Regions from separate parts of the Homo sapiens genome. Here all the other regions are linked to region 2. Evidence: chromatin loops called from intact Hi-C (ENCODE). Cell type or tissue: ascending aorta. All regions are shown on one strand. Links, peaks and the distances in the headings refer to the core of each region. The heading gives the core; the rest is flanking DNA.

Region 1 (6,232 bases), core at 1,233-6,232, 350 kb before region 2:
AACTCTGTCACGAGAGCAGCACTTGGGGATGTTGCTAACCCTTTCATGGGAAACCACCCTCTCGATCCAATCACCTCCCACCAGGCCCCACCTCCAACACTGGGATTACAATTCAACATGAGATTTGGGCAGGACACAGATCCAAACCATATCACTGAGCTAGTCCAACATGCTCAATGACTGATGTTGAAACCAGCCAGGCAGAAGCAACTCACTCTAAGTCCCACCGTGGGTTCTAGAACTCTGGTCTCTCGATGCTGGTCCACACTGTAATATACTGGGAAAAAAAGGAACACTGGGATGAATATCTGGAAGATCTGAGTTAAAGTCATTTATTCCTTTTTTCAGCACAAAGGTGAGCTTCATGCAATGGTATAGGATTTAAATATGGGGAGAAGGATATGATGGTAAATTTCATGGCCGTTTCTATCCAGAACTATTTTTCTGGGCACCTGTTATTCCTTGGTGGAGTGGTTGTCTTTCTAGGTCAGGAAGAGAGAACGTGGCCCAGCCAGGCCCAGAGCATGGCTGTGCTGCCAGATCCTGGGCCACGAGCCTCTTGTGGCACCTTGTATGTGAGACGTGGCTGGTCTGATGGAAATGTGCCTTCGGTGTGAGGTGCACACTGGCTTCTAAAGGCTTAGTGCAGAACAAAGGCCGTCAAATGTCTCATTAATAGTTTCTATATTGTTACATGTTGAGATCATGATATTTTGGATATATACGGTTAAATAAAATACATCATTCAAGTTAATTTTACTCGTTTCTTTTTACTTTTTTTTTTAGATGGAGTCTCACTCTGTCTCTCAGGCTGGAGTGCAGTGGTGCAATCTCAGCTCACTGCAACAACCTCTACCTCCCAGGTTCAAATGATTTTCCCACCTCTGCCTCCCAAGTAGCTGGTATTACAGGCGCGCACCACCACGCCCAGCTAATTTTTGTATTTTTAGGCAAGACTGGATTTCACCATGTTGGCCAGGCTGATCTCGAACTCCTGACCTCAAATGATCCACCGGCCTCGGCCTCCCAAAGTGCTGGGATTATAGGTGTGAGACACCGCACCTGGCCTCTTTTTACTTTTTTTAAAGGTGGCTCCTAGGAAGTGCAGCACTGCCGCCGTAGCTGCTGTCTGTGGCCCCAACATGTTTTTGTCAGGCAGTGCTGTTGCCTGGGTTCAGGTTTCCTAACAGGCTTGACAAGGTAGGAAGGAGGGGACTCACCTTGGCACCCTTCAAGGACCCCACACAGAAGAAAGATTTCACCTTGCCCGGCCTGGAAGACTTAAGGTGCACGTTCCCAAAGAGGCTTCTTCATGGTGTTCACATTTGGGTACCAGGCCTAGAATGGGGCCACTCTAAGAGAGGCAGTTAATTAATGTGTCTCCAGTTAAGATGGCCTGGAAGGGAGGGGGCAGGCAAGAAACAAAATTCCCATTCCTCTTCTCTCTCCACTCAGATACAGCATGTGAAACAGGTGTGGTCCATATCAGATGCAGTACACTGGGCAGGGTCTAACAGGATAAGAGTTTCACGCAGGACACGACAGCATTCATGGCCCACAAAAGCTTTGGGTTGACGACCGTTGGGGAACAAATCTCGTTAATCTTCCAGTCTCCTGCAACTGGTAGAAGCAGATCTGTGTGCTGCACTTGGTGGGCGGAAGGCTGTCGAGCCATTGAAGGAGAAGGACTGTCTTCAGGCTGTTGAGGCCCCTGTCTGGCCTCGTGCAGCATGGAGGGTGTAGTAACGGGTCCCCAAATGCCTGCCGATAGGAGGCAGTTTGTCAGGTGTTTCATATGCTAGAACAAGCTCTGCTTATTGCCTGTGCAATCGCACTTACTGCCCTAAAGACCTGGGAATAAGTTGAAGAGCCTCTTGCGATTGCAATCTAACCTTCTTTTATGGAGTAAGACATTTTCTTGAGCTGTTAAAGATTTAGGTGTACAGCCCTGTCCAGCCAACGCCGGCTGCTAGGAAGCAGGGCAGTGAGAGCAGAAAGGGGAGACATAGCACTTTCAGCCAGCAGGGGACAGTGTGGTACACGTCTACGTGTCCAGTCCCCTAGGTCCTCGGTCCCCTAGCAGATAGAAGGTCCAGACCAACCGCCACAGTTGTGTATTGAGAAAGTCTGGGGGGTGCTTGGGGAGTTTGATTGTTACTTTCTTAGAGGCGATTGTCAATGGTAGAAGGAACACAAGGACTTCAGGTGATTTAAATCCTCTGCTTTCTAAAAAGGATTGATTCCCTGTTTCATGGTCCAAATTACAGGAATGCGCTGAGAACTCCTCATGGGAGGATGTTAACAGTCTTGTGCAATATAAAGGGTCATTAGAAAGTAAAAAAGGAGGCCGGGCGCGGTGGCTCACGCCTTTAATCCCAGCACTTTGGGAGGCCGAGGCGGCTGGATCAGGAGGTCAGGAGTTCGAGACCAGTCTGGCCAACAAAGTAAACCTGGTCTCTATTAAACATACAAAAAAATTGGCTGAGTGTGCTGGTGTGCGCCTGTAATCCCAGCTACTTGGGAGGCTGAGGCTGAAGAATCACTTGAACCCGGGAGGGGGAGGTTGCGGTGAGCCGAGATCGCGCCATTGCACTGCAGCCTGGGCAACAAGAGCGAAACTCCGTCTCAAAAAGAAAAAAAGAAAGAAAAAGAAAAGAAAGTAAAAAAGGAGAGATAACAGGATGGGGGCAGTAAGCCAGGAGCAAAGAGAAAAAATGAGAATGGGGTTCATGAGTTAAGGAGGGAATTAAGGTGCATGCAATAAATTATAAATTATACAAAAGTAAGTTGTTGTAGGTGAGCCACCTCAAGAAGAAAGGTCTTAAGTGTAATTCCAGGTCGTGAGAGCTGGACAGTCCCTGTTAGCTTTGCCAGGATGGATGTCTGCTGGGACATCTCAGAAACTTCTCCGAGGCCTGTCTGTTTACTTTTGTTTATATTTGTCTAATTATCTTTGTTTAGTGAGTATTACAAAAGCATGACTTACAAGACAATGTCTTCCCTCCTCTCCCAGGGAATCCGCCCTTGCAGCGTTTGTGGGTAGCCAAGGCTCAGCTGACCACTGCAGACAGCCTCCACCTCCCATACAGAACATACTCCTGAGCAAACAGGTGCAACCACTGAAGCCCACACCACATCCAGAGAGTTGTTTAAAAAGAGAAGACTCAGAATTCTCACTCACCTTTTAGATGCCATTCTCTCAGATACAGCAGCTTCATCCCTTTCTTTCCTTCTGGGCTTCCCCTTCTGAACAGCCTCCTGTGCTGGTGTTGAAGCCCAAGGAGCGACCTCTCGAGGGTGCTCAATGGGTGTCCTTCTGCCTCAGGATTCCACTTGTGCCTTAAGTGTATACGACGGTGTGTTTTATTGCACTGTGTTTTATATCACCTTAATTTTTCAATCACATCTGGAGGCACTCTGCGTCCTGTGCAAAGGGGGTTGGGAGTCTCAGTGTAAGGCGGAAGGTGCAATGGCCACAGGCAAGATGGAGGCCCTGGGCATGGCACCTTCTCTCCAGCTTTGGCAACAAGTGCCAGTTCCTCAAGACTGTGAGGTGCAGCCCAGCAGCTGGGGCTCCATCACATCAGTTACACATGGCAGCTGGGGCTCCACCACATACATGTTATGCATGGCAGTGGGGGCTCTGCCACCACATATTATGCGTGGACTGGTCTGGTTCTCTGCATTGTGAAGATGCACCGACATGCACTCATGACCGCTCACATCAACCGGAAGGTAAGTGTCTCTCTGTGATTCCTGTTTGCTAGAAACCAGCATATCCTGAGTGCAGGACAAACACCTGGGCTCAGAACTGAAGCTTCCAGAGGAGGGAGCTCTCTCCCCCGTCTTGACTGGTGTAGCCACACCTGCCACATCTGCCTAAGAAGGAGGTCATGCAGTCTGCTGTGGACATCCAGAAACACAGATCCTGAAGACAAGGCAACGCCCCTTCTCAGGGAATAAAGGGGGCAGGCGGTAGAACTCCCGACGCCCACCTCTCATCCCATTTAGACATGTGCTCAGTATCCTTAGGTATTCCTGAGGGTGACATGAACTGTTCTCTGCCTTTGTCTGGGGCATTGCAACAATAAAAGAGGCATTTTCTTTTCTTTTCTTAGCAAAACTGGCCCCTGCCAAATGCCTTGAGTTCAGTTGTTCAAATCCCTGCCTTCCTGAAGTGCTGAAGGGGCTGAGTGTGAGCAAAGCAAGGATTGGAGGTCGAGCTCTCTAGGGCTGCGGACATTTGGGAGAATATTTGGGTGGGAAGAATGAACAGCGTCACTCAGAACTAACGGCAGGGGGCAGTGTGGCTCCACAGTCCATCACAGGGCACCCCCCCGCCCCACCGACCCCGACAGTGCCCACAGCCCCTGCCATCCAACCAGGGCTGGGCCTCAGCCTGGGGGACAGCTTCTGTGTAGTTTGGTTCAGAATGTGTCCTCATAAGAAAGGCGGCACCTCCCAGATTCCTTCCCTGCCCTCTGCCGGGAAGTCTTACTGCCAAAACACCCAGGAATGTGTGTCTGCCTCCAGCAACTTTAGCTGCAGGGGCTGGACCTGGCTTTGATGCTGCGGCAGCTGATGGGATCCTGGAGCACAGTGTGGGAAGCTGGCTCCTTAGGCCTGGGAACAAGCCCAGGCAACCGGGCTGGGACTCGCTCTGCCTGGCTGCCTCTCCTACAGCGTGCGTGAACGGGAGGCCAGGATGGCCACAGGCCCCAGGAAACGCAGATCTCATGGGAAGAGGTTGCAGTTTCAGCTTCTGGCTGTGGATGCTCCGGGCAATTTCATGCATTTCCATGAGTTCAGAGAATGGAAGCTCCCCTGGCCCCTCCCTACCACTCTTTGTAAATCAGCTCGCTCCTTCTGTTCATTCATCCGCTCATTCATCCATTCCGCACACGTGCCTTATTGAATCCCTGCTATGACCAGGCACAGGGTTAGATACTCCATGGAGACCAGACCAGTCTTAGCCTCTGCACTGATGAACTCAACCCAGAAGACACACGAAAAGATAAGCCACGGTGTGACGGGCGGACGACAGAGCCTGCGCCGAGACACGGGCACTTCAGCTTGATATGTGGAGAGTGTCGGCTGCAAACCTCCCTGGTCTCTGCCGCCAGACGCATGCCAAGATGGCCTGATTACACTGGGGAAATTTCGAATGGGCCATTGAAATGCGTGGTGTGATTGTTGCCATGGATTTTACGGTCTGGTGGCCTGTTCCGTGCTGGTCAGGCTGACGTCTGTGCTTGGCACAGCATGGTGAGAGACAGGCAGGTGTGGTTGATGCCTCTGGGAGGGAGCACATAATCCAGGAAAGGGGGCAGTAAACCAGGCGATGGGAACTGCAACGGAGCAGAGGCCACGGGAGAAGCCCCAGCGGGGAGCACACCTGAGAGGGACAGTGGGAGGAGCGAGGCCTGAAACCGGAGGAGGAGCAGCAGAGCCCCCACAGAGGACAGCGGAAAGGAGACCTGAGTGGGGAAGAGCTCGGCTCCTTCCAGTCCCCCAGGGACCCAGGTTGGGGCAGAGGGGCCATCGGGCCTGTAACCTTGCAGTGCCATCATGGCCCTGGGTAGAGTTTGGGTCTTATTCTAGGAAGCGTGGGGGCTTGGAATGTCCTGGATGCCACCTGTTTCCTGTGTGGCAGGCAGAGTGAAGACCCCACCATTCCACCAAGATGCCTCCACCCTAGCCCTATTCGCCGTGAGTGCATCATATCACATGCAGAGGGGAGTTGGGGTTGCAGGTGGAACTGGATTGGTGAACACCACCCTTAACCTAAGGAGGAGATCCTGGGGGATCCCGCAGGCCCAGAGTCCTCACAGTGTTCTTAAAAGGGAACTAGCAGCCAGAAGTGTGGCAGTGAGGACCTGATCCAACGTCATTGGCTTTGAAGAGGGAGGAAGGGCCCATGGGCCTAGAAATGAGGACAGCCCCTGGAAGCTGAGAAAGGCGAGGAACAGATTCTGCCCTGGATCCTCCAGGAGGAGCCGGCCCTAGGTCTTAGCCCAGTGAGACCCGTCACAGACTCCCGACCTCCAGCAATGCATTAAATATGCTGTTCATGCTGCTGAGTTTGTGGTCGTTTGCAGGAAGCTGATACACCCTGGCACAAACTCCTTCTCCTCATCTACACTTTAGCACAGAGCCGTTAAATAAATGCATGTGCCTATGAACAGGTGCATTCCAACAGCCCTCAGGCCCTGCGTGTGTGGGTGACGGTGGA
Region 2 (8,058 bases), core at 1,483-6,482:
GTGTGTGTGTGATGTGTAAGCGTGGTGCATGTGGTGTGGTGCGTGTGTGGTGTCGGTGTGGTGCATGGGTGTGTGTACGTGTGATGTGTAAGTGCACAGCATGTGGTGTGTGTGTGTGGTGCATGTGGTGTGTGTGGTGTGTATGTGTGATGTGGTGTGGTGTATGTATGTGGTGTGTCAGTGTGGTGCGTGTGTGTGTGGTGCACAGGGTGATGTGAGCGTGTGTGTGTGGCACATGGGTGTGGTGTGGTGCTGTGTGTATATGTATTGTGTAAGTGCGTTGCATGTGGTGTGGTTTGTGTGTGTGGTGAACACGGTGGTGTGTGTATGTGTGGTACATGGATGTGGAGTGTGTGTATGTGTAATGTGTGAGTGCGGTGCATGTGGCGTGGTGTGTGGGTGGTGTGTCAGTGTGGTGCATGTGGTATGGTGTGTGTGTGTGTGGTGTGGTGTGTGGGACATGCCCCTGTGCCCTCCTCTTGCAGAGTGGACGCGGTCCTTAGGGAGTGCCATAGAAACATACTAGCCTGAGATTCTCCGGGGCCTAAAACAGGCCTAAACCATAAAAAAGTGATTCCCCTGTTATTTTCTGCAGCTGTATTAAGGGGACTTGACCTTGAAAGGAATTAGATAGACTGAGCATTTGGCCTTCTCTTCCCTAGCCAGGAGTCTGCTGCGGGGCCAGTGGATGGTCCATCAGAGGGGATTCTGGCCCTGAATCCGTGGGCCCGGATTTTCTTCAGGAAAGAGGAAGGAATGGCACAGCAGCTGGACGGAGAGCCTTTGTGGGGAACAGGATAGGACGCTGTCAGGGAGGTGAAATTAGACGGGGATTGCCCAGGTGAGCTGGGGATGGACCCTTGCGAGCCAGGTCTGTTATCAGAAAGTGGAAATAAGAATGAGACTATCCATCCTGGCTAACATGGTGAAACCCCGTCTCTATTAAAAACACACACACACACAAAACTCAGCCGGGCGTGATGGCGGTCGCCTATAGTCCCAGCTACTCGGGAGGCTGAGGCAGGAAAATGGAGTGAACCCGGGAGGCGGAGCTTGCAGTGAGCCGAGATCGCGCCACTGCACTCCAGCCTGGGCGACAGAGCGAGACTCCGTCTCAAAAAAAAAAAAAAAAATTAAGAATGAGACCATCAGCATCCTGCAAGTGACCCATGTGTTACACACGAGCGCTCCAGTCTGCCGCAGCCTCTTAAGGGTGGGGGGAACTGCTCTTCTTTTCTTCTATTCTGTGTTATTTTAGGCAGAAACAAAAGAAATCCCTTCTTATTTGGCAGAAAAGTCTAATTATGTTCTGACCTGTAGCTAGACCTATGCAGTCAGATAATTCGAGTCCTGCTGGTCCCCTTGCCAGAATAACCGGGGTGAGGAATCCGAGGGCCCAGTGTTCCCCGTGCCATGTGTGCACACAGGCCGCCTGCGGCTGTGTGGGCAGTGACGAGAGCCTGTCCTGTGTGACCGGTGGAACCCGTCTCATTCCTTCAGGTCTCAGGTGTGCTGGCCCATCCCACTTACTTATTTAGAGGCTTGTAACAAACTGTAAACTAACCAGCACCCCTAGTTTGGGATTTGTCACACTTCCATGTGACAAATTTTCTTTTCTTTCTTTCTTTAATTTCTTTCTGTATTTTGAGGCAGAGTCTCACTTTGTCACCTAGACTGGAGTGCAGTGGCACAATCTCGGCTCACTGCAACCTCCGCCTTCCAGGTTCAAGCAATTCTCCTGCCTCAGCCTCCCGAGTAACTGGGACTACAGGCGCCTGCCACCACGCCAGCTAATTTTTGTATTTTTAGTGGAGACGGGGTTTCACCATGTTGGCTAGGCTGGTCTTGAACTCCTGACCTCAGGTGATCTGCCCACCTCAGCCTCCCAAAGTGCTGGGATTACAGGTGTGAGCCACTGTGCCTAGCCCCGTTAAGTGTTTTCAAAGATAATGTCAACATGTAGATATTGGATTACTTACGTGTAGAAGCAAATCGAGGGAAAATAAGGAATGATGCAGGCTTGCAGGACAATGCAGTTGGCCAAAACACGAAATCGGAACAGAAACATCTTATAAATCTATGAAAAAGAGCAGGCTCCCTTTACACAAGCTCCCAGCCCTACACATCCACCAACTCCCAGTCCCCTTCTCCCACTGCAGAAGACACTGGAGGGCTGGGTTCTCCCAGAGCACAGGATTCTGCCTCACCCCCAGTGACATTTCCTGCTCCCGGCACCTCTCTCTCCACCACATCTCCCTTCCACCCAAGGAGTGAGACTGCAGCTCTGCCCGGGGAGGGCTTCTGTCTCCACCAAAACCTTCAAATGGGTCTCTGTCACTCTGCAGTGGTTGTTTGCTATTTTTAGCTGCTCATAAAGGGAAAGCACTGTGGCTGTGGCCCCTCCTGCATGCTCACCTTGAGCTCCCAGCTCCCAGCTGTTTAGGTCAAGCTAAGCCCGCTTCCCATCCATCTGCTGGGTCCACCAGAAACCTTGAACCAGGGCTGCCTTCGCTAGCATGGCAGGCCTCCAGGCGGGAAGGAGGAAGCCAAGTGTCTAAATTCTTCATAATGCTTTACAGTAGCTGGGTTTGAGGCCACAGTCAAGAGCCACTGTTCTATTTTTCACTTTAAAACATTTCTAAATGCTGGTGGTGGAGATGAGAATTGTCTGTTGGATGATCTCTGCTGAGTCACCCAGTCTTGGGTGCAGTGCCTCATCCCTGCCTCAAAGCTGTAAGTCTTTGAACGTCTTCCTCTCCCAAGCCCAGGAGGTTCTGGGATGCTGTGACATTTTTAGAAATTAATAGATATGTCTAGTGTCATGTATGTCATGTATCGCACGTCTATAAACAGTTATACTTTGTTATACTTTTGGGTTTTAAAAAATTCTTTTAGAAAAATGTGGGACTTTTGTTAAGTTTTCAATGTCATTCTTAAATTTCTAGAAGCAGGGAAAAGAAGAGCGTCCAAAATGTTTATAGTTTGTCTCTGAGTGAAAAGTTTCCCCTTCACCCTGAAGCAGTTCACATTATTAGTATTGCTTGAATTATCAAGTTGTGCCCCAATATTGTGAGACCAGCACCTTGGGGGCCCCGGGGAGCTGTGATGGTCACTTCACAGGCCCTACCAGGGACCTCTAGCAAGTGGAAATACACAGCTTCCCCCCAGCAGCACTTGGGGGCAGACGTTTCGAGAATTCCCTCTTAGCAAAATGCTTTTAGCACTTGGCTCAGTGCCCTCGGCAGCTGCTGTGGGAAGCGAGATTTCTGGAGACCAGAGAGGCTGTGGAGACATTTGACCCAATCTCCTTGGCTCCATCTCACTGGCTTAGTCATTTCCACCACCTGGAGGCTGGAATGTGCTTCGAGTCTATTTCCTGTACTGCTCACAGGGTCAATACCGGAGCCGGCGGACCCAACCAAAGGTCACCCGTGGCCAGAGCCTGGCCCGGCGCCAGACAGGGCTTTCCCCCCGAAGAGGGGCCGTGAGTTCTTCTAGTAATCATTTGCATGACTTATGGAGATGCTGTTCATGATGCCTTCCCCAGGAGGAAAGCAGCAATGCTGAGTAACTGCACTAACTCCCCAGGTGAGCCTCAGATGCCGCGTGAACAGTCTCTGAGAGTGAAGACCAGACTGCACGTCTGCCGTCCCTCCCAGGACCGACTGATGGAAATGGTAGTGCCATCGGCTGAGCCCCTGCCACCCTCTTGCTCCCTCCCGGGTCCCCACAGATGCACCAGGCACCCTAAGTCACCTTACGGGCGTTCAGAAAGTCATGGCTGTGTGTACCGAGCATTTCCCACCATCAGATACCACCTGGGTACTCAACTTCATGGACTCGCTTCATTTTCACAGCAACACGCAAACGAGAGCATCGCCCCATTTTAAAAATAAGGAAACTGAGTTCAGAGAAGCTCAGTAACTATCCAAGGCCACCCAGCAAGAAAGTGGCTGAGGCAGGGTTTGACCCCAGGGGCCGTGTTCTCTCCATCTCCTTTCATAAAGGTCAAGGCAAACAAATTCTCCAAAAAGAGAAAAATGTTAAAAGCTGGAAATAGAGGCCCCATTGCTAACATTCATGTGCAAAGATCTGCCTGAAGAATTGTCTTTTGTGTTCTGAAGTCCAGGAGACATGGCCTCTCAAACCCAGAGGGGAAGTTCACTCCCGGAGCTTCTGTGAAGTCCCAAGTCCTTTCTGGGAAAGACGAGAGATGAATCCAGCCCTAGCATTTGCCGTGATCAGTGTCTCTGCACAGGCGCCCACCTAGGAGAGCCTCCCAGGGTGTCCACCACCCACCCTAACAGTGAACAGCAGATACGCTGCTCCTTCAAATCCCACCCTGGTGGCGGCTCCTCAGGGACCCTGAGTCACGCCATGATGCTGGGAGGCGGCCGGGCAGCGTCAGAGGCAGGGCCTGCCAGCCTGCTGCAGGCCAGCCAGGCCTGCCAAGAGTCTGCCCCGGGCAACCCCGATGATGCATCCTGCGAGTCTGTGCCCATGCCGGGCAGACGAAGGAATGTGGCCCAGATGGCTGCCCTGCCTCTGCCAGGTGGCTTGGTTAAGCCTCCCTTGGGAATGCCCAGGAGCAAGGTGACTTGACATTTTTGCCTGTACCCAAGGCTGGGACCAATTTTATGAATGAAAATATTTAACTTCGATTCTTTTTTTGTAGAGGCGGGGTCTCACTGTGTTGCCCAGGCTGGTCTTGAACTCCTGGGCTCAAGTGATCCTCCATCCCCCATTTTTTTTTTTTTCTTGAGACGGAGTCTCACTCTGTCGCCAGGCCAGAATGCAGTGGTGCAATCTCGGCTCACTGCAATCTCCACCTCCCAAGTTCAAGCGATTCCCCTGCCTCAGCCTCCTGAGTAGCTGCAACTACAGGCACCCCCCACCACGCCCAGCTAATTTTTTGTATTTTAGTAGAGATGGGGTTTCACCATGTTGGCCAGGATGGTCTCGATCTCCTGACCTTGTGGTCTGCTCACCTCGGCCTCCCAAGGTGCTGGCATTACAGGTGTGAGCCACCGTGCCCGGCCTCCGCCCCCAATTTTTAAATATATTTCCAAGGAGGCCGTTGCATAAATTGTCTATTTTCTCCAACTCCAAAGAATGCTGGTCCCACACCTATGCACTGATAACCAAAATCACACTGTTGCAGGAATTGACCTAGAGGAATTGACCTCATGATGTGTTCCTGGGCCGGGCCCCTGTAATCCCAGCACTTTGGAAGGAGGCCGAGGCAGGAGGATAGCTTGAGCTCAGGCATTCAAGACCAGCCTGGGTAACAAAGTGAGACTCCTTCTCTATTAAAAAAATAAAAATAAAAATTAGCCAGGCGTGGTGGCTTATGCCTGCGGTCCCAGCTACATAGGAGGCTGAGGCAGGAGGATCATTTGAGCCCAAGAGGTTGAGGCTGCAGTAAACCATGTTTGCACCACTGCACTCCAGCCTGGGCAACAGAGCAAAGACCTTGTCTTGAAAAAAATAAAAAAAGATGTGTTCATCATGTAGAAGTTGAGTTTGTAAGGATGTGTCAGGTGGCAGCAGGAGTCTGGAGAGAGGGTGCACGGAGGAAGAGAGAGATGACTTCGCTGGAATGAGATGACCCCTCCCCATGCTGAGACTCTCAATGAATGCCATGCACAGCCTCCAGCTAGGGGTGGCCACAGCGGGGCCTTGCTCGCCTTGCTCGCTGGGGACAGCCCCTAGGCTGCAGGACTAGAGTTGCTCCTAGCTTCTCAGAACCTGCGGGATCTGCTTCTGCAGCTCCAGTGATATGGCCGTTCCCAGCACTGACTCTGGAATAACACTTGATCTATAGGCGGCTCCACTAGAAAAGAGCCAAGCCCCGCAAGTCAGAGGGGTCTCCCCTTACCCAACACAGGACACAGGAAAGCTGCCCTTATTCCCTGCAGGACAAGGCACATTTCTTGTAATTAGTGCTTTGCCTGTCTTCTGGGCTACAGTTTTCCTTTCTACTATTGTTTTTATTGAGCACAGTGAGTAGAACCAACTAAATATCTGGAGGGATATTTAGTCTCTTTAAGAGTTAAAGGAAATCCCATTAAAGGGCTTTTAAAAACAATCCAGGAGCATGCATTTATCTACACATAACTAAGTACTAATTACAAATAATTATTATATATTCCAGTGGTTACCCCAAATAGTGCAATAAAGACGAAGGGAATAATTTTCCTGCTCCAGGAAATACTCATGCTTCTGTTTGCCTAGTACTTTGTAAGAAATCCTATAACAAGTAAGAGGCAGGAATTATCACCCCCATCGTGGGAATGAGGGGTGGAAGCTTAGAGACGCTGAGCAACTTGCCAGGGGCAACAACAACGTGGTTGGGGTTAGGGTTAAGAGGCGGAGCTAGACCTGGACTCCAGGTGTTTGCTGCGTGATCTCCCATGTTGCACCAAGCAGCGAGTCTATACGACACCCCCATGGAATTAGAGAAGAGCAGCTCATTGACACAGATTTATTGCAATGCGTCATTTCCCCCGATTTCGATGGATCATCATCTCCTCTAGCTACTCAGAGCAGGGAGCTGGGACTGAACTATAGTACGTGAAGTCATTGTGTATATTCTCTTAGTGTGTCATTTCCCCGCGGAGTCACCTTCCAGAAGCTCTGCCAGCTCCAGCTCATGGGGCCCGAGGGAGGGATGGACCCTGCAGAGTGGGCGGTCACCACTATCGGGGCATCCATGCTGCCTGCCAGTCCAGCCCCTTCCCCAGCTTGTTCTCCTGTCCAGTCGGCTAAAGGGGCAACGAAGAGGAAGCCAGAGACTCTCAGGAAGGAAGCAGCCCCAGCTCCTCCTCCGGGCTCTCCTTTTGTTAGTATTATGGCAAAAACCACAATTACATTTGCACCGACCTAGTAGAAGCCCCAGGTGACAGGGAGAGGGGCACTGGTGGGTCCCAGTGGGAGAGAAAACAGCCTCACAAGCCCTTCTCTTTCAGTCTGTGAAGCGCATCACGGCCTCCCTCGCAGGTGGGTGAGGCGTGGCTGTCCTCATGATCCTCACAACTGTTGTTTGAACCAGGTACCTCTGTGTCCAGCAAAGGGGTGGGGACTGTCCCCATCTCAGGGCGCTGCATAGACTCACAAAAGCAGCCTTCAAAAGGCATGGCTGGGCTTGATTTTAAAAGGAGTCTCAAGTCTCTCCCCGAAAAAAAAAAAAAAAACAGGAAAAGGGTGGCCAGGTTAAGCCCGCTGGGTCCCTGGTGTTCTGAAGCAGGGCAGGCTTGGTGGCCTTCTGTCACTGAGAAGCAGGGGGTCTGTAGAAAGGAAAATCACAGAAAAAGAAAACTGTAGGCCAGAACACAGGCTGTTGCTGAGCCGCTGGACGCTAGCCCCACACATTGAACAGTGCCCTTCAAAAGGGAACTGGAGAAAGAATGTTCCAGGATTAAAAGGTGAAGTCAGGGAAGCTGCACAACCTCATAAATCCATGCAAACATTCCTAAAAAAAGAAGGTGTCTTAGTTCAGGCCACTAGAACAAAATAACATCCCGGGTGGCTTGTAAACAACATTTATTTTTCACCAGGCTGGAAGTCTGAGATCAGGGTGCCAGAAGGGTCAGGTTCTGGTGACGGGTTGCTGACTGCCGCCTTCTGGTTGTTTCTTCACATGGTGCGAAGAGAGGGAGGGAGCTCTCTGGGGTCTCTTTTGCAAGGGCACTAATCCTATTCACGGGGGCTCAACCCTATGACCTCAGTGTCACTTCCCAGAGGCTCCATCTCCTAATACCATCACACTGGAGGTAAGGACTTCAACATGTGGATTTTGGGGGAACATGAAGGGTCAACATGTGAATTTTGGGGGAACAGGAAGGGTCCTTCCTCTGCAGGGGATGTCAGGGTGGGAACGCTCAGGGAACCTGGCAGAGGACCCTCTGTGGGGCAAGATCCTTAGTCGGTGCCCAGAGACTCCTTGGCTAGGCTGCTCCAAGGAACGCAGGTTCCAGGGCAAGTCCGCAGAAATAGCGAGGAACCGGGTTAAAGCACCCAGAATCTCAGCCAGTGCAATGGACGCTGGGCTGTCCAATA
Region 3 (6,232 bases), core at 1,233-6,232, 140 kb after region 2:
TTGAGGACCATCCCTTTGTTCACAATAACACCACAGCTGGCAGTTGCCCGCACTTCACGCGCTCTGGGCTCTGCTCTGAGCACTCTGTGGGTATTGCTTCGTTTAAATTCTTAGACTAACCCCAAGAGGCAACTACTCTCCTTAAGCTCATTTTTTTTTTCAGAAGAGGAAATTGAGGGGGACGAAGGTGATTTTCTTGCATAAGATCCCAAGGCTGGTCCTCTGAAGACGCACATGAACCAGCTGTGTCCCAAGGCTGTCTTCCCTAGGAGCCCTCTGGCGGGGACCTGCCTGAGAGTGTGATGGGCTCTCCCCCGCCCTCGGGGGCTGCCTTTTGTCCCAGTGCACTCAGGAAAACCGCCATGCCCTTTCCAACCTTCATGAGTGCTTAGGACCAAGAGTTGGGTAGAGCTCCAGAAGAGTTGAATTATTTTATTTGGCGTTCTAGAACCCAACTAGGAAAAGGAGTCTAAGGTTCTGGTTTATTTATTTATTTAATTAATTTTATTGTTTGTTTTTTATAGAGACAGGGTCTTACTCTGTCACCCAGGCTGGAGTGCAGTGGCGTGATCGCCGGTCACTGCAGCCTCCAGCTCCCAGGCTCCAATCTCAGCCTCTGGAGTAGCTGGGACCACAGGCATGCACCACCACAGCCATGCGCCACCACAGCTGGCTCATTTTTAAATTTTTTTGTAGAGACGAGGTCTCACTGAGTAGCCCAGGCTGTTCTCAAGCTCCCAGCCTCAAGAGATCCTTCCTCCTTGGCCTCACAAAGCGCTGGGATTGCAGGCAGGAGACCCCGTGTTCAGCCTAAGGTTCTGATTGGCTCTTCTCGTTGTCCTGTGGGCGAGGGGTTGGGGGAGTGGACCAGTTCCCAGAGCCAGCTGTGGATGTGGCGGGCTCCAGGGTCAGATCTTCCCCCCATCACCAGGAACGTTCCCCTCCTATCAGAATGAGGCTGTGTGGGGAGAGCGGACTTGCCCTCCACCCACTGGCAGATGAATCCCTGGTGCCCCGCAAAGAGCAGGCACTCCACAAACGTTTCCTGGATCAATCACGGAAAGAGAGGTTTTCACAGTGGTCATCCCCGGGGTCTCCAGGTATTAAAAATTTCCAGCCCAGCTCTGCCAGCAAAACACTGAGAACACTCCTGTACCCCGCAGCACGTGGCCTTGAGATCCACTTAGAACTTCGCGCCACGTCCACATCCCACGGCACCCCACTAAGCTCTGCAGAGAACTGTCTATAGATTCCTGCTCTGTGGCTTCCAGGGTGAGAATCCTGTCCCTTTCGTGAGCACAGAAGGTTGGAAAACAGGTATTTTCCAAATAGTTATTTTTACCCTGGTCAGTCATCCGGAAAAATATTAGATTCTATTTACGGTTAGGTTTGTTGGCAGTCACACTCTGCCGTGTTGCTTGGCACAGTGAACTGCCAGATTGCGTCAGGATACAGGGCCGCTCGAGCGACCGCCAAACACAAAGAGGGGAGGCTGCGCGGCCCCAGCTTCACTTCTAATAGGGCAGGACACACTAATCCAGTGTTTCCAGATCAGCAGTTTAGAGTGAATTCCAATTGCATATTGCTAAGGGAAACAGCATCCCCGGCACCTTCCCTGCTGAACCAGAGATGAGTCACGGCTGCCCGGGAAGAAACAAGGGCCAGACTGTCAGACGTGGAGAACCCAGGGTGCTTTACCCAGATAGAGGCAAAGTTCTGAACTTGTGTTCCTAGCTGTGGTTGGGGAGGGCTGTGGAGCAAGGGCTCTGGGGCCTGAAGTTTAGATTATCCGCATTGCCGTGGCCTTGGGTCATACAAACCCAGAGTCAAGAGCATCATTTTCTAGGGCCACATTTAAGGGGGACACTGAAAAGGGTCCCCATTTAAGGGTAACCAAAGGAGGGTGTCCTGGCTAATGAAAAACCAAAAACCAAGTTATAGGGGCCTACCCTGGAAGAGAGGAGTCGGGGGTAGAAGGAAGATTTCCAGTTTTAAAATACCCCAAGGTCTGTCCAACAAAAGAGAGATTGGCCTTAGCACGTTAGAAGTTGGTTGGTTGGTTTTACAACACAAAGAAAACTCTCCAAGCTGTGCTGTCCAGCCACGGGAACAGCTGCCGTGAAATTTCGTAGATATGTAAGTTTCCCGGGTTTCCCTAACAAAGGCCCATGAACTGGGTGGCTTCAAACAAGAGAAATGTATCCTCTCACAGTTCTGAGGACCAGAAATTTGAAATAGTTACCACTGGGCCTAAATCAGGTTGCCAGCAGGGCTGTGCTCCCAGGAGGCTCTGGGAGAATCCATTCCTTGCCTCTCTGCCCTCTGGTGGCTGCCGGCATTCCTTGGCTTGTGGCTGCATCACTCCTTTGTTTTCTTCTGCTGTTTTTTTTTTTTTTTTTTTTTTTGAGACAGGGTCTTGCTCTGTCACTCAGGCTGAAGTACAGTGGCACAGTCTCGGCTCACTGCAGCCTCCACCTCCTGGGTTCAATTAATCCTCCTAGCTCAGCCCCCCAAGTAGCTGGGACTATAGGCACACATCACTACGTCTGGCTAATGTTTGTGTTTTTTGTAAAGATAGGGTCTTGCTATATTGCCCAGGCTGGTTTCAAACTCCTGGGCTCAAGCCATCCGCCCACTTTGGCCTCCCAAAGTTCTGGGATTACAGATGTGAGCCACCACGCCCAGCCCTACTCCATCTTCAAGGTCAACATCTTTGTTTTTTCTCTATTCCAGCTTCATACCGCCTTCTCCTTTGTGTGTGTGTGTGTGTCTGTGTATAAATCCCCCCGATTCTCTTTTATAAGGACACTTGTGATTGCATTTAGGGTGTACCTGGGAAATCCAGGATTATCTTTCCATCTGAAGATACTTCACTGAATCACATCTGCAAAGATTCCTTTTCCAAATAAGGTCACAGTCGTAGGTTGCAGGGATTAGGACTTGATATCTTTGAAGCTCATTATTCAGCCTGCTACTGGTGATAGGAAAGCTTAGTAGTAAGGCAAGTGAACTTTGCTATTTCCTATTGTTCAGCTTTGCCATTTACTACCTACTTGACCTTTCTAGGCCTCAGTTTTGTCCTCTGTAAAATGGGGATCCTAGAAGAACTTATTACCTGGGATTGCTGTAAGGACTAAATAGGATAACATGGCTGGTGCACACAGTACCCAGGAAACATTACCTGTAACCATGTCGCTGATAGCTTGGCTGGTTTGTGACATGGATGTCATGGGAGGGAGTACTGCAGGGGGCTCACACCAGGGAGTTAATTTATAGCTCCCTGCAAGTTCCTACCGCTGCTATAATGCATGCTGCGTTAGCTTGGACACTGTGGACCTTAACTCATCATTGTTCCCTCAGTGTTTATGGTGATGCTGGGTGCATAGTAGAAGCTCAATTAAAAAAAATTGAGCCATAAGAAATTGGTGCCCTTATTGGTCAAACATGGTCAAATATGGACAATTCCAAATGCTTCAAGGTAACACACTGGAGAAAGGGCCACACAGATATTGGATGGGAACATTGTCCTCAGGGATAATGCATTTCTTTGGATTAGATGAGATTCTTTTACCCCAAATGCTTGCAATCTCTCTTAGTTGCAAAAGTCACTGACGGCAGCTTCTGCAGATGCCTCGGAGGGCTTCACAGCATTTGAAATGCCAGGTTTGCAGGTCCCCCATCCAGTGATCCAAAAACCCCCTGGCATCTTAATTTAAAGAGTAAATATACTTATTAAAAGAGGTAAAGCATGCATTGCCAGCCCCGTACCCTGTGAGACTTCTTTCCAAACACCATTCCTCTGCGTTCTTTTCAAATAAGTACGGGTGCCCTTTTAATTTTAACTCTGCTCCGTTCAGAAGCACTCCTTATAGAATGCGTTTTTAAATGGCCTGTAATCTGGGTGGGCCATCTGTTGTCCCACCCATGTGCTCTCTCGCTCTGCGTCAAGTTTGATATCTGAATGGCAACAAGGAGGCAAGGTTGGAGCCCTGGGTGTGGGCTGGGGGGCTGCTGTTATAGCTGCTGCGCCTGCTCGTGGCCGCCCCACTTTCCTGTTTGCAGGGCGTTTTGCTGTCACACCATCCTCCACCAACGTGGATTAAAAAAATGCTTGGGGCTGTGTCCTGACTGTACAAAAATAGAACAGTCAGTGCTTTTAGCAGACTTTTTGGAAAAGAAATTGTAGCCCGCCCTTCCTTTTTCAGTGAGACATATGTTCCCAAGGAACAGACTTTAAGAAGCCGGGTGGTTGTTAGAAGGCCAGGCAGTGAGTGGGGGGTCTTTTTGATTCCAGGGTTCTGGTGACCCTGGAGACGGGGGTGCCACCCACAATCTCAGGTCCCAAGCTTTGGGCCACCCTCAGTTGAAGCATTTCTGCTTTTCTTGCCACTAAAGAAAATATCATAAAGAATGAATCCATGTCTGTTTCCCTGACCAGTATGCCGAAAATCACTGGACAATCCTGTAAAAAGTATAGATGTGTCTTTTAAAAAACTACATTCTACCCCACATCCTAGAAGTGTTATTAGGACACATCAGAATTTGGATGGATGTCACTGATCCTGTCTGAGTGAAGCCTGTCCAGATTCCAGTAACAGATGCTCATCTGCTGGGAGGTGGAGTGGCAGGTTCTCAGTGAGGGAGCTCACCTACACAGGGACCAAGATTCAAAGGAGGCAGCTCAGTCTCAGGTTGGAAGGAGGAGACAGCAGGGCTATGTCGCGTGGTGGTGACTGGGCACTAAATTGGATTCTGAGCCTCTCAGCAGCCAAGGCGCAAAGGGAAATGAGTTGGACAGTGTTGGGTTTTTTTTGTTTTTGTTTTTGTTATTGAGAGAAAGCAGGCACATATGTCTAAAAGCAGAATTCTTTTCATGATACTAGAAAGCATATATCCTACCAGTCCTTACAGAAAAGGCTTTGGGAAGCCACACATTATAAAATTATTATTTTCTTTACCATGGTTTTGCAAAATATATTTTTAAAAGTTCTTTGTTGCTTATTTTTATAGAGCTTAAATTCTGATGTGAAAATTTTGGTGCGTAGACTGGGGGCCGTCTACTTTTTATATAATTCTTACTGCCCAGACACTTGCTGTACAGCCAGAATGTTTTTAACCAAAAAAGAGCTTCGATGCTATTTGAGCACTAGAATATATATAGGTTGGTACATCAGAGCTTTGCTCTCTGAGGCATGGATTTCAATAGGAAAGCATAAAAAGGGCAATAAAGGAAGCTCAGCCTGATTTCTGAGTCCGGCTTCCTGATGAGGCCATTGTTTATGGAGTGATGAGTCAGCCCAGTGCAGAAGTTCTCGTGCAAATGATCAAGTGCTTGTCATGAATCAGAGCAGCCCAGGGCCTCAGGAGAGGCTGGCAAGGCAGTATTTGTAGATGTGGCACAGAAACCTTACACTGTCGTGGCCATTGCTACAAATGTTTTCTGTACGATGACTGTATACGGGTCCCCAGAGAGACTGTTCTGACTTTCTAGTAACCACCGATTCCGGATCCCAGAGAGCCCCACGACTCAATGCTGTTCACTGTGTAGACAGAGGCACACTTGGATGACTCCCACCCTCTAACTTGGCTCAGTGATAGAGAGGCTGGGATTTCAACTTCAGACCTCTTGCTTCTCCATTTCATCTCAAATATCCCCATCACCTAATGCAATCCTGAGCTACCTTCCAAAATTACTCAGAAGCCTAGAGAGAGAGAAGATTGATACCTCTGTTTTGAATGAATGGGTTGCATTTATTATTGGAAAAAAAAACAGTGAGTGGGTCAGGTGCGGTGGCGCACACCTGTAATCCCAGCACTTTGGGAGGCTGAGGTGGGTGGATCACGAGGTCAGGAGTTCAAGACCATCCTGGCCAACATGGTGAAACCCCGTCTCTACTAAAAATGCAAAAAATTAGCCGGGCGTGGTGGCGAGTGCCTGTAATCCCAGCTACTCGGGAGGCTGAGGCAGAGAATTGCTTGAACCCGGGAGGCAGAGGTTGCAGTGAGCCGAGATCGCACCACTGCACTCCAGCCTGGGTGACAGAGTGAGACTCTGTCTCAAAACAAAAAACAAAAAATAGCCAGTGCTGTTCTGGATGGGTCAACTTGATCAATAAATCAGTGAGAACCAAGTTGAGATGAGGCTCTGTTACCTGCTTCAGAAGAGAAAGCCGCCCTCACTGACCCTTTGCTCATCTTCTCTGTCTGTGCTTTCGTAGATTGTCCTCCAGTC

The links. Hi-C counts contacts between places; a loop is a spot of excess contacts. Peaks named below come from ENCODE experiments on the same cell type or tissue, not always from the same donor. Only the 100,000 strongest peaks of a DNase experiment are listed, where the experiment ranks them.
Region 1: a loop joins it to region 2, with 5 times the contacts of the local background. A loop is called at or near these places in 5 of 110 quality-filtered maps.
Region 3: a loop joins it to region 2, with 8 times the contacts of the local background. A loop is called at or near these places in 7 of 110 quality-filtered maps.

What each region holds. Positions count from the first base shown.
Region 1 is chr21:41,608,534-41,614,765 of GRCh38, forward strand. No RefSeq gene overlaps it. Among named protein-coding and RNA genes, the nearest start is that of PCSEAT, 31 kb to the left of the region's middle. RefSeq lists enhancers at 1,936-2,230, 4,072-4,735. In ascending aorta, for the core only: CTCF peaks have their summits at 2,018 (motif pointing right) and 4,292 (motif pointing right); DNase peaks (open chromatin) are centred at 2,028, 3,938, 4,598 and 5,728; H3K27ac peaks cover 3,572 bases.
Region 2 is chr21:41,954,936-41,962,993 of GRCh38, forward strand. No RefSeq gene overlaps it. Among named protein-coding and RNA genes, the nearest start is that of C2CD2, 4.9 kb to the left of the region's middle. RefSeq lists enhancers at 1,185-1,264, 3,941-4,908. In ascending aorta, for the core only: a CTCF peak has its summit at 3,380 (motif pointing left); DNase peaks (open chromatin) are centred at 3,376 and 4,446; H3K27ac peaks cover 3,114 bases.
Region 3 is chr21:42,092,708-42,098,939 of GRCh38, forward strand. UMODL1 (uromodulin like 1) reads left to right here. Exons shown (of 23, transcript NM_001004416.3): 7 at 6,219-6,232. Among named protein-coding and RNA genes, the nearest start is that of UMODL1-AS1, 13 kb to the right of the region's middle. RefSeq lists an enhancer at 670-1,175. In ascending aorta, for the core only: no CTCF peak of the experiment used is centred there; DNase peaks (open chromatin) are centred at 1,554 and 5,354; H3K4me3 peaks cover 348 bases; H3K27ac peaks cover 5,000 bases.